Linked DNA regions of Homo sapiens: region 2 is linked to region 1. The links are chromatin contacts, found by Hi-C or POLR2A ChIA-PET in ENCODE. All regions are on one chromosome and are shown on one strand. Each heading gives the region's core, a stretch centred on a gene start or an enhancer-like site at or near the end of the contact. The rest is flanking DNA. Distances are from core to core; before and after follow the strand shown.

Region 1 (4,552 bases), core at 1,929-4,428:
CCCATCTTTACTAAAAATACAAAAATTAGCTGGGCGTGGTGGTGGGTGCCCGTAATCCCAGCTACTTGGGAGGCTGACATAGAAGAATCACTTGAACCCGGGAGGTGGAGGTTGCAGTGAACCGAGATCATGCCACTGCACTCCAGCCTGGGTGACAGAGTGAGACCTTGTCAAGAAAGAAAGAAGAAAGAAAAGAGAAAGAAGGAAAGAAGGAAAGGAAGGAAGGAAGGAAGGAAGGAAGGAAGGAGAGGGGGAAGGGAGGGGAGGGGCGAGGGGAGGAGGGGAGGGGAGAGGAGAGGAGAGGAAAGGAGAGGGAGAAAAAGAGAGAGAGAGAGAGAAAGAGAGAGAGAGAGAAGATGGGGAAGGTCCCTTCTGGGTTTCCATCTAAAATCAAAGAAGAAATCATTGGTTTCAATAATAATATTTTAAAATCCACCCTATGATTTTTTTTTCTTTAAAAGAAAAATATCAATCTAAGAAAATAATACCTAACATGGTGTTAATGAAAAGTAGGTTGGATTGGTTATGTGTACATAAGAACTTAAAGCTCAAAGGAAAAACAGCACGTATACCAGCATGTTGACCTGGCTCCGCTGACAGCCAGGATTACCAGTTATTTCACTTGGTGTGTACCAGTGCTACTTGGAAACTACCCACCTTCCATGAGCAGGTCTACTCAATAAAATCTTACTTTCATGAGGCTGTGAGGATATCCAAATGGGGACATTTCTTATACTCAGAAGACCACAAGTCACGAATGTGGCCACTTCTGATTCTGACTTCAGGGGTCACCCAGACCCCAAGCCACCCCAACCCGATAAAGGCAAGTTCACCTTGGGCAAAGTTCAGAGCCAGCAGCACAGCTGAAAGGCAGTGGACAGCACTTTCAGATGCTGTATTCCAACATTTCAACTGACATGAAGTGAGGCAAGAGGGGAAATAACTAACAGTAATCTGATTAAAAAACAAAAGAGAAAAAAAAAAGGGCCTGGTGTGGTGGCTCATGCCTGTAATCCCAGCACTTTGGGAGGCCGAGGCGGGTGAATCACCTGAGGTCAGGAGTTCGAGACCAGCCTGGCCAACATGGCAAAACCCCATCTCTACTAAAAATACAAAAATTAGCCGGGCATGGTGGCACGTACCTGTAATCCCAGCTACTAGGGGGGCTGAGGCAGGAGGATTGCTTGAACCTGGGAGGCGGAGGTTGCAGTGAGCCAAGATTGTACCACTGCAGTCCAGCCTGGGCAATGGAGCAAGACTCTGTCATTAAAAAAAAAAAAAAAAAAAGGACTGGCCTGGGTTTACAGGTAGCTCACACCTGTAATCTGAGCACTTGGGGAGGCTGAGGCAGGAGGACTGCTTGAACCCAGGAGACCAACCTGGGCAATACAGCAACACACTGTCTCTACAAAACATTTAAAAAATTAGCTGGGTGTGGTGGTACACATCTGTAGTCCTAGTTACTCAGGAGGCTGAGGCAGGAGGATTGCTTAAGTCCATGAGTCTGAGGTTGCAGTGAGCTATGACTGTGCCACTCCATTCCAGCCTGGGTGACAGAGTGAGATCCCATCTCTAAATAAATTAATAGACCATAAATTCTGTAATGTGAATCTTTAGACAAAGACTGCTAAATCTATCATCTGATATATGAAGTTTTATTACAACAAATGTTTATATATTGAGTTAAAAATTATCTGTACCCATACACACAACCTGCATTTACTTAATTTAAAAGGAGTGTCAATATTAAAATTGAGGATTTTGGCCAGGTGCGGTGGCTCACGCCTATAATTCCAGCACTTTGGGAGGCCGGGTAGATCATTTGAGGTCACAAGTTTGAGACCAGCCTGGCCAACACGGTGAAACCCCGTCTTGACTAAAAATGCAAAAATTAGCCGGGCATGGTGGTGTGCCCCTGTAATCCCAGCTACTGGGGAGGCTGAGGCGGGAGAATTGCTTGAACCCGGGAGACAGAAGCTGCAGTGAGCCGAGATCGTGCCACTGCACTCCAGCCTGGGCAACAGAGCGAGAACCCATCTCAAAAAAAAAAAATTGTTATTTTGTTGTTATTGTTGTTTTTGAAGACAGAGTCTCACTCTGTTGCCCAGGCTGGAGTGCGGTGGCATGATCTTGGATTGTGTTCTTCCAGGGTTGCAGAGAGAAGTGCAACAGCGTCTCATTGCAACCTCTGCCTCCCAGGTTCAAGCAATTCTCCCGCCTCAGCCTCCCAAGTAGCTGGGATTACAGGAGTGCACCATCACACCCAGCTAATTTTTGCATTTTTAGTAGAGATGGAGGTTTCACCATGTTGGCCAGGCTGGTCTCGAACTCCTGACCTCAGGTGATCCGCCTGCCTTGGCTTCCCAAAGTGCTGGGATTACAGGTGTGAGCCACCATGCCCAGCCTAAGAATAATAACTTTATAACTATGAAAAATGTGTTACATATTCACCATTTTGCCAGCATTAATCTCAAAGCATAAGTTTTACCTTTTGGGGATAAAGAGATAGATTGTGTTTTAGCCATATGACCAATGTAGAAACAAGCTAAGGTTAACTCCTCATCTAATGAATAGGCCCGATAAAAAAGTTGGTTGACCACAACATGAATAAATAAATAACCATAAGCTTGGAAATGCTACCTGTAGTATTTCAGAGTGTCGATCACATTTGTAGTCATCACTTAAAGAATTAATGTCTGCCAATGTTATCATCTAAAATGTATTTACAGAGGTCAGAAGAGCTATGTCTGTCCTCCTCTATGCAAAGAGGTGATGACATCAAGGGGTATGTCACAAGCCAAAGTTTAGTTAGCCTAAGTTAGTTAGCTGGTTTGCAGTTTTTATCCACTAAGTCTGATCTTCTGACCCCTCAGTTTTACAACTTTCCACTCTCTGTGCTGCATAGCACCTCTCCACTTCTGAGTTAATCATTTCTTTGCCATTATCTGGCAAGAATTCTTATCTCTTTTGCTGTCACTTTATAACAGGGTCCTCTTATCAACCTGCATAGAGTCATGTGATGAGTCAAAGCCTATCAAAAGTTTCCATTCTTCTGATTAGAAACCATCATGAAACTGGATACATGGTTTACAGCAGGTCACTAATGTTGGAAAAAGTACAGAGTCCAGGGAAAGACTTGCTTGTAACTTTATGAATTCTGGATTTTTTTTTTTCCTTTGCTTTTTCTTAACTTTCACTAAGGGTTACTGTAGTCTGATGTGTCCTTCCCAAGGCCACGAAATTTGACAAGCTGCACTTTTCTTTTGCTCAATGATTTCTGCTTTAAGCCAAAGAACTGCCTATAATTTCACTAAGAATGTCTTCTAATTCAGATACTGGGGATTTACAAGAGTCTTTAAAGCACGGACTTACACCTATTGGTAAGTAGGAGTTTCTCTATTGATCATCTATTTATTCTGCTACTACATACATATAATTTAATCTTGTTGATGGATTTTGCATTTTAAGTCATGGCTTTTCCTATTATGTTTATTAAAAGCACACAATAAGCCTATGTATATATATCACACATTTATCTTTCTTGCAGTTCAAAAAAAGCAAATGGATATTTCAACATATGAATATTATTCATTATATCTAGTGTTTACTGGTGTCATTCTAATACCCTAATCAGCCAGAAAATATAATTTATACTTTATCAATTTCAACTTTAATATTTTCTGATAATTTTTAATCAGAAATAATAAGCTAAAATTTGAACAATTTGAAACAAGTTAATCATATTGAGTGATCATTGATCAAACTTTAACAGATAGCTGTCAAGTATTTGTTACTTTTCAACCCACACAAAAGTATGGTGTCTTATTCTCTGCTTATACCGTAAAAAATTTTCATTTTATTTTCCTGGGGAATGAAAGTCATGCCCCCACCTCCAAAAAAAAAAAAAAAAAACCAAAAAAACTAGACCATCATTAGTAAAGGATTTGAAGAGCTACTGTTTCTCGCAACAATTAGTATATTTTGTTTTTACAAACAGAAATAAGTAAATAAAGCTACTATTCATTTAAAAAATAGAGTTACAAACTTATGAATTTTATAGCAAGACTACATTCAATTAATTCTAAAAGTAAAGGACTGAAGGGAAGTGATTCCCAGTGATCTGTAATTATTTGTCTGTTGGAAGTCAGGCCCTTCTGCCTTTCCCCAGTTTTTGAAGGACCTGTGCCTTTTCTGGCAGCATTTGCCTAGGCTTTCAGACTGGAATTTCCCTCCGAATTTGCAGGGGCCTGTCATGAGCTCTCTGAGTCTCAGCTCCATTATAACAAGAAAGAAAATCAAGGCTTGAGTTTTTCCTCTTTTTTCCTTCCTAGTCAGCTGACTCCACAGAATGCAGTGGAGTCACAGATTGCTTTTTTTATGGGCCAACTACACCCTAAAGTATATCACTTGAGGAAATGTTTACCAAAAATGTTCTATACTTACGAAAAAGAAAACATGGGGAAGGTAAGCAGGGTGTAACACACAATCAATTGTTCTGCAGATAACACAGAAAATACAGGCACAAGAAAGATGAGAGAGCAGCACACAACCA
Region 2 (4,993 bases), core at 743-3,242, 49 kb after region 1:
TGAAATCCTAGCACTTTGGGAGGCTGAGGTGGGAGGATTCAAGACCAACATAGCAAGACCCTGTCTTTAATCTAAAAGAAAAGAAAAAAAAAAGAAAAAAAAACAAGAAAGAGAGAAAGAAAGAAGAAAAAGGGCCGGGTGCGGTGGGTCACGTCTGTAATCCCAGCACTTTGGGAGGCCGAGGCGGGCAGATCACAAGGTCAGGAGATCGAGACCATCCTTGCTAACACAGTGAAACTCCGTCTCTACTAAAAATACAAAAAATTAGCCAGGTTTGGTGGCGGGTGCCTGTAGTCCCAGCTACTCGGGAAGCTGAGGCAGGAGAATGGCGGGAACCCAGGAGGTGGAGCCTGCAGTGAGCCGAGATCACACCACTGCACTCCAGTCTGGGCGACAGGGCGAGAGTCCATCTCAAAAAAAAAAAAAAAAAAAACACGAGAGAAACACAAATCTCAAACACTTTAATTTTTTTTTTTTAAATCACTATGGACTGGAATTAAAAAAAAAACTTCTCCAAATATGGATATATTTTCCCATAAGTAGTCATGATAGACTGAATGATTATTTTTTAAATAGTTACATTTTTAGGGGTTTACACGTGAAATTATGAAGATATGGAATTTAGTAATAATTCTTTTTAAAAACATGTATTACTTATTTATAAACTATATGTGTATTCTGGTGAAAGATTGTCCTCTAGGAAAAATAAGTCTTAGAATTATTTCTCTCCAGTAGGAATTTATTATTGTCCTATCTTCAGCCAGACAGCTCTGTGGTAATTTCATTTGGTGATCTCTTTAATAAATATTTTTTGGAGTGCCTATTTTGTGTGATGCCAAATGAAGTAAACAGTGTTTTATGTAATATGTTCCAATATATATTTTTTAGAATGAACCATTTACCAAGTATACATAAGTCAGACATTGACTGCATATCCCACTGAACATTTCCATTAATATAAGTGGAAAAAGGAAAGCCGCTTTGCAAAAAAAGGAGGCTTTTTTGCTTCAGCAATATGCAAATTAATTTGAAGCATGCCAGTAGTTTTAATATAGGTTGATTCAGAATTACCATTGTGAATAACATTCACTTCTATTACTGCTTTTGTTAAAACTAAGCGCCAAAAAAGGAAGCCTCTTTGCTTCAGCAATATGCAAATTAATTTGGAGCATGCAAATAGTTGCAGCATGCAAGTAGTTTAGAATTAGACTTTCATTAAAACTAAGTGCCACACAGAGAAGAGGTGTAAAACAGAGTAGTAATCTGTTGCGTGCACTTGAAGGGTTCTTGAAAGACGTGCATAAACCGTTACCGTTGTAGCACAAGTTGAGCAGCAAAAGCCAAAGTCGCACATCTGTGTCTTGTCGCCACCTCTCCACTTATCCACTCATGCTGGCTTTTCTCCCAGCAGCTCTTTGCCCTCCTCCTTTTAACACTGTGGGCTGAGGTGAGGATGTTCTAGTCAAGAGTCTTTACGAGCCTTATATCGCCAGGCTTTCAGAAAATGTGAAGCATGGTAGTGTGAATTTAGAAAAAATAAAAGTGTGTATAAAAGCTCTTCTGTTTTCTTTTCTTTTTTTTTTGTTAAGAAACAATAGTGTTTATTTATCATGTTTTGCTTAGAATTCCTTTGGTATTCTGTTCTCTTGATTTTAACAAGAAGCTAAACTCAATAACATCTTTTAAAAACAAAACAATTTTCGGTTGAGGGTGGGTGAGGAAGTTATATGAAGATTGAGTGGGAACCTCAACCCAAGGACATAATAGACAAGAAACAGTTTTTTTCCTCCCCTTTCTTCAGAAGTAGTCTTCCGCATGGTTTAATGTGCTAACATAACCCCGGTTCCAATATTTCAAAAGATACAGAACTTCCCAGCATGATGATAAAGTTTTCCTGTGTTCCAATAATAAAACCTCAACGTACCAGTGATTTCCAGTTCCTTTGTGGCTCAGCAACTTGTGAAGACCAACTAAGTCCTAAGTACCCAGCCTGCAGTATCAGTGTGGGAGTCGGAAACAGATGTTCACGGGACAATGCCATTTGTTGTCACTGTCGATACTATGTGGCAACTTTCCCAAATGAAATTGTTTGTGGATGGAAAAGAATGTAAGCAGTGATTCATGCCCAGGAATTTTTTTTTTTTTTTGTCTGCAGGCTAACCGTATCTTATTTGTTTTAAATCGCAGAGCATTAGTGGATTAAAAATTTTAGGTTAACTTACTATTATAGTATCTTTTTCATTTTTTGTCCTGTACTTCTAAAAGGAGTGACTAATTTAGGTAGCTTACTGAGAATAGTAAATACCTTACTTGATTTGAGAATTCAAAAGCAGCTGACATCTTTTCAGATTTAGTGTTTTAACTATTGAGTAGGTACAGAGTTGCCATTTAAATGAACAGCATGACTTGCTTAGCATTTTTGTTAATAATTTGGAGGTTTGGAGAATTCAAAATAAACATTAAGTAGAAACATATTTTTTGGTAATAGGTGGCATTGCATGATCTTGGTTTGAGATTTTCATAAATATTACAAAGGAACTTCCACTAACTCACTCACTGTTAGAGATAATAGATTAATTTGTATAAATTAAATATTAATTATAGAGAAGTTTAAAATGTACTTAAAATGAATTTGATACAACAAAGCTACTTAAAAGTTAGGTAGACCATGTCATGTGACATGTATACAAACTATCCTTTTTCAAGAAAAAACCTAACAAGCGTTTAAGGCATAATATCTACTACTTTAGTGCCGTTTTTATAAAACATAAATTTTAATCTACAAATGAAAGTCTTTTAAACATTTATTCATACCAACAGATGCCTAAGGCCAGAATTATAAAATGTTTTATGTTGTTTTAAAAACATATGTATTTCTCATAATTAGGTTTCGGCATCACAGAAAAATTATTTTAAGGGTCATACAACAAAATCTGACTTTTAAACAACAGCCAAAGGAAAGATTGGTATCACATGTAGAGGAAGAGGTCCTTAATTAAGAAGCAAATTCCGGAGTTTCAGTAACTCATTTTCACTAGCTAATGTTTAATAAATTGTATTAGGTTAGTGCAAAATTAATTGCGGTTTTTGCCATTAAAACCACAATTAGGTTGGGCTGGGTGGCTCAAGCCTGTAATCCCAGCACATTGGGAGGCCAAGGCAGGTGGATCACCTAAGGTCAGGAGTTCAAGACCAGCCTGGCCAACATAGTGAAACCTCGTCTCTGCTAAAAATACAAAAATTAGCCAGGCATGGTGGTGGGTGCCTGTAATCCCAGCTACTCGGGAGGCTGAGGCAGGAGAATCGCTTGAACCTGGGAGGCGGAGGTTGCAGTGAGCCAAGATAGTGCTACTGCACTCCAGCCTGGGTGACAGAGCAAGACTTGGTCTCAAACAGAAACAAAAACAAACAAACTGGCAATTAATTTTGCATCAACTTAGTAGTTGTGTGGTTCCGTCTTCCTCGGACTTCTTTTTCTCATTTGCAAGATGGTACGTCAGTCTGGATGACCTTTAGGGCTCTCGCAGTTTTTGATTCTAGTTTAGGGCTTTGACTTCTGTTCTCTAGCAGTCACTGTTAACATTATTTGAGTATCTGATGATAGCTTGTACTAATTTTCCCAGAAAAATGCATAAAACAGAAATTTTGCATGCAATCCCAGGGCTTCATGGACTCATTGAAGCCTAGTGATAGTCCCAGGTAAAGAAGCTAGTTAAAGAAAGTTAGTATCCTCACGTTTCTGTGAAGATTCAAGCAAGCATTTCAAATTGCTCCAAACGTGGGCATCAGAACTTTCTGATTATTAAACAAAGTTGATTGTTTTTATTTTCTAACATATCTACGTTAGAAATTTGGCATTGATACCAGCACACTTGGAGAAGGCAAAAACACATGAGTTGGTCCACTAAAGACTTCAATAGCACTTGGAAAGAGATACTCGTGTGTGTTATGTATGGCATGTCAAGGGAAGTTACCTACATCCCAGCTACCTTGCTTTAGAACAGGAAAGGAATGAACTAAGGTGCACTTGCCTGTCTCAACCAGTGAATCAAGACTGATTGTTTGTAGTTATTTTAATTTATGAAAAATTCAAAATTTAATGCTACAGAAAAGACAATGGGCCTAGGGAGGACTATGTTAAAGTCTTGTTCATTTTCTAGACCCAACAGAGAATACTTGAATGCACAGAACAACTGAGGAAAATCATACTTTAAGTAACAAATACAAACTAGAAATTAATTCTTTCATAATTAAGACTATTTCAACTATTAATTTTCTTCCAATATACCCCTCTACTTTTTTTAGCCATTTATGGGTCATTCTACATTTTCTTAAGTTCTAATATGATCTGGAGAATGTCTTGGACTTCTTTAAAGTAACTTCATGCATGTGCTCTCATTAGATCCTTTATTTACTACCTTACTTTAATGTTATACATAATACATAATAAACATGTGAAATTCATTTTAATGAATAGTGTAAGCCTCAAAAAATTTACTTAACCACTTCTTTGACCTAGCAAATTTATAAGCGATAGTAAAACTTTCCTTTTACCTTTACAATAATAGCTTTTAAGTACTCAGGCTGACAAATTCTTCATGGACTCACTTTTATGTTTTTCAATTTCTATTAATTTCTCTGTATTAAAGTTGAATTAGATGGATTTATGTTGCCTATTCCTGGCATTCATAGCAACTATAAGGCATGATCAAGAAAACAGAAATTCTAATCCTCATGTTACAGAAATGGCCCCAATTCTACTTGACAGAAATGATTTCAATTAGGGAGTCTCTGGGCTACCTTTTCTGTTTCACCAGAACAAATGTTATTGATATAAGGGGAAATCCTTGGATACCATATAACCTGCTCACTCTATGGAGCAGAGTTACTTAGAGTGCTCCGAATCCCATCTTTGATCTCTGGCGATATTTTTCTCTGTTATGTCACTGAGGTCACCTGGCTCATGTGTGACAAACTGCCTGCATAAGTCACA

The links. A loop is a pair of places that touch in the nucleus more often than their neighbours do. ChIA-PET counts read pairs that join two places held with the same protein, here RNA polymerase II (POLR2A). Pooled maps may share reads with other maps.
Region 2: a map of Calu3 shows a loop between it and region 1 (2.3-fold over the local background). The contact joins the enhancer-like site here to the promoter of NR5A2 in region 1. A Hi-C loop is called at or near these places in 4 of 168 maps with a recorded cell type or tissue (Calu3, Right ventricle myocardium inferior, endothelial cell of umbilical vein and 1 more), 1 of 37 single-sample maps with no recorded cell type and 2 of 50 pooled maps. POLR2A ChIA-PET finds 5 or more read pairs at or near these places in 6 of 52 experiments (A673, H1, MCF 10A and 3 more).

What each region holds. Positions count from the first base shown.
Region 1 is chr1:200,024,532-200,029,083 of GRCh38, forward strand. It overlaps NR5A2 (nuclear receptor subfamily 5 group A member 2), which reads left to right and starts at 3,179. Exons shown (of 8, transcript NM_205860.3): 1 at 3,179-3,380. The coding sequence starts at 3,317.
Region 2 is chr1:200,074,324-200,079,316 of GRCh38, forward strand. All of the region lies in intron 5 of NR5A2 (nuclear receptor subfamily 5 group A member 2), which reads left to right. Among named protein-coding and RNA genes, the nearest start is that of NR5A2, 49 kb to the left of the region's middle. Within about 2 kb of position 1,993, at least 8 of the 41 ENCODE cell types and tissues checked have a DNase peak (open chromatin) inside an H3K27ac peak, as active enhancers do; they include Panc1 and endothelial cell of umbilical vein, where a contact is called at or near this core.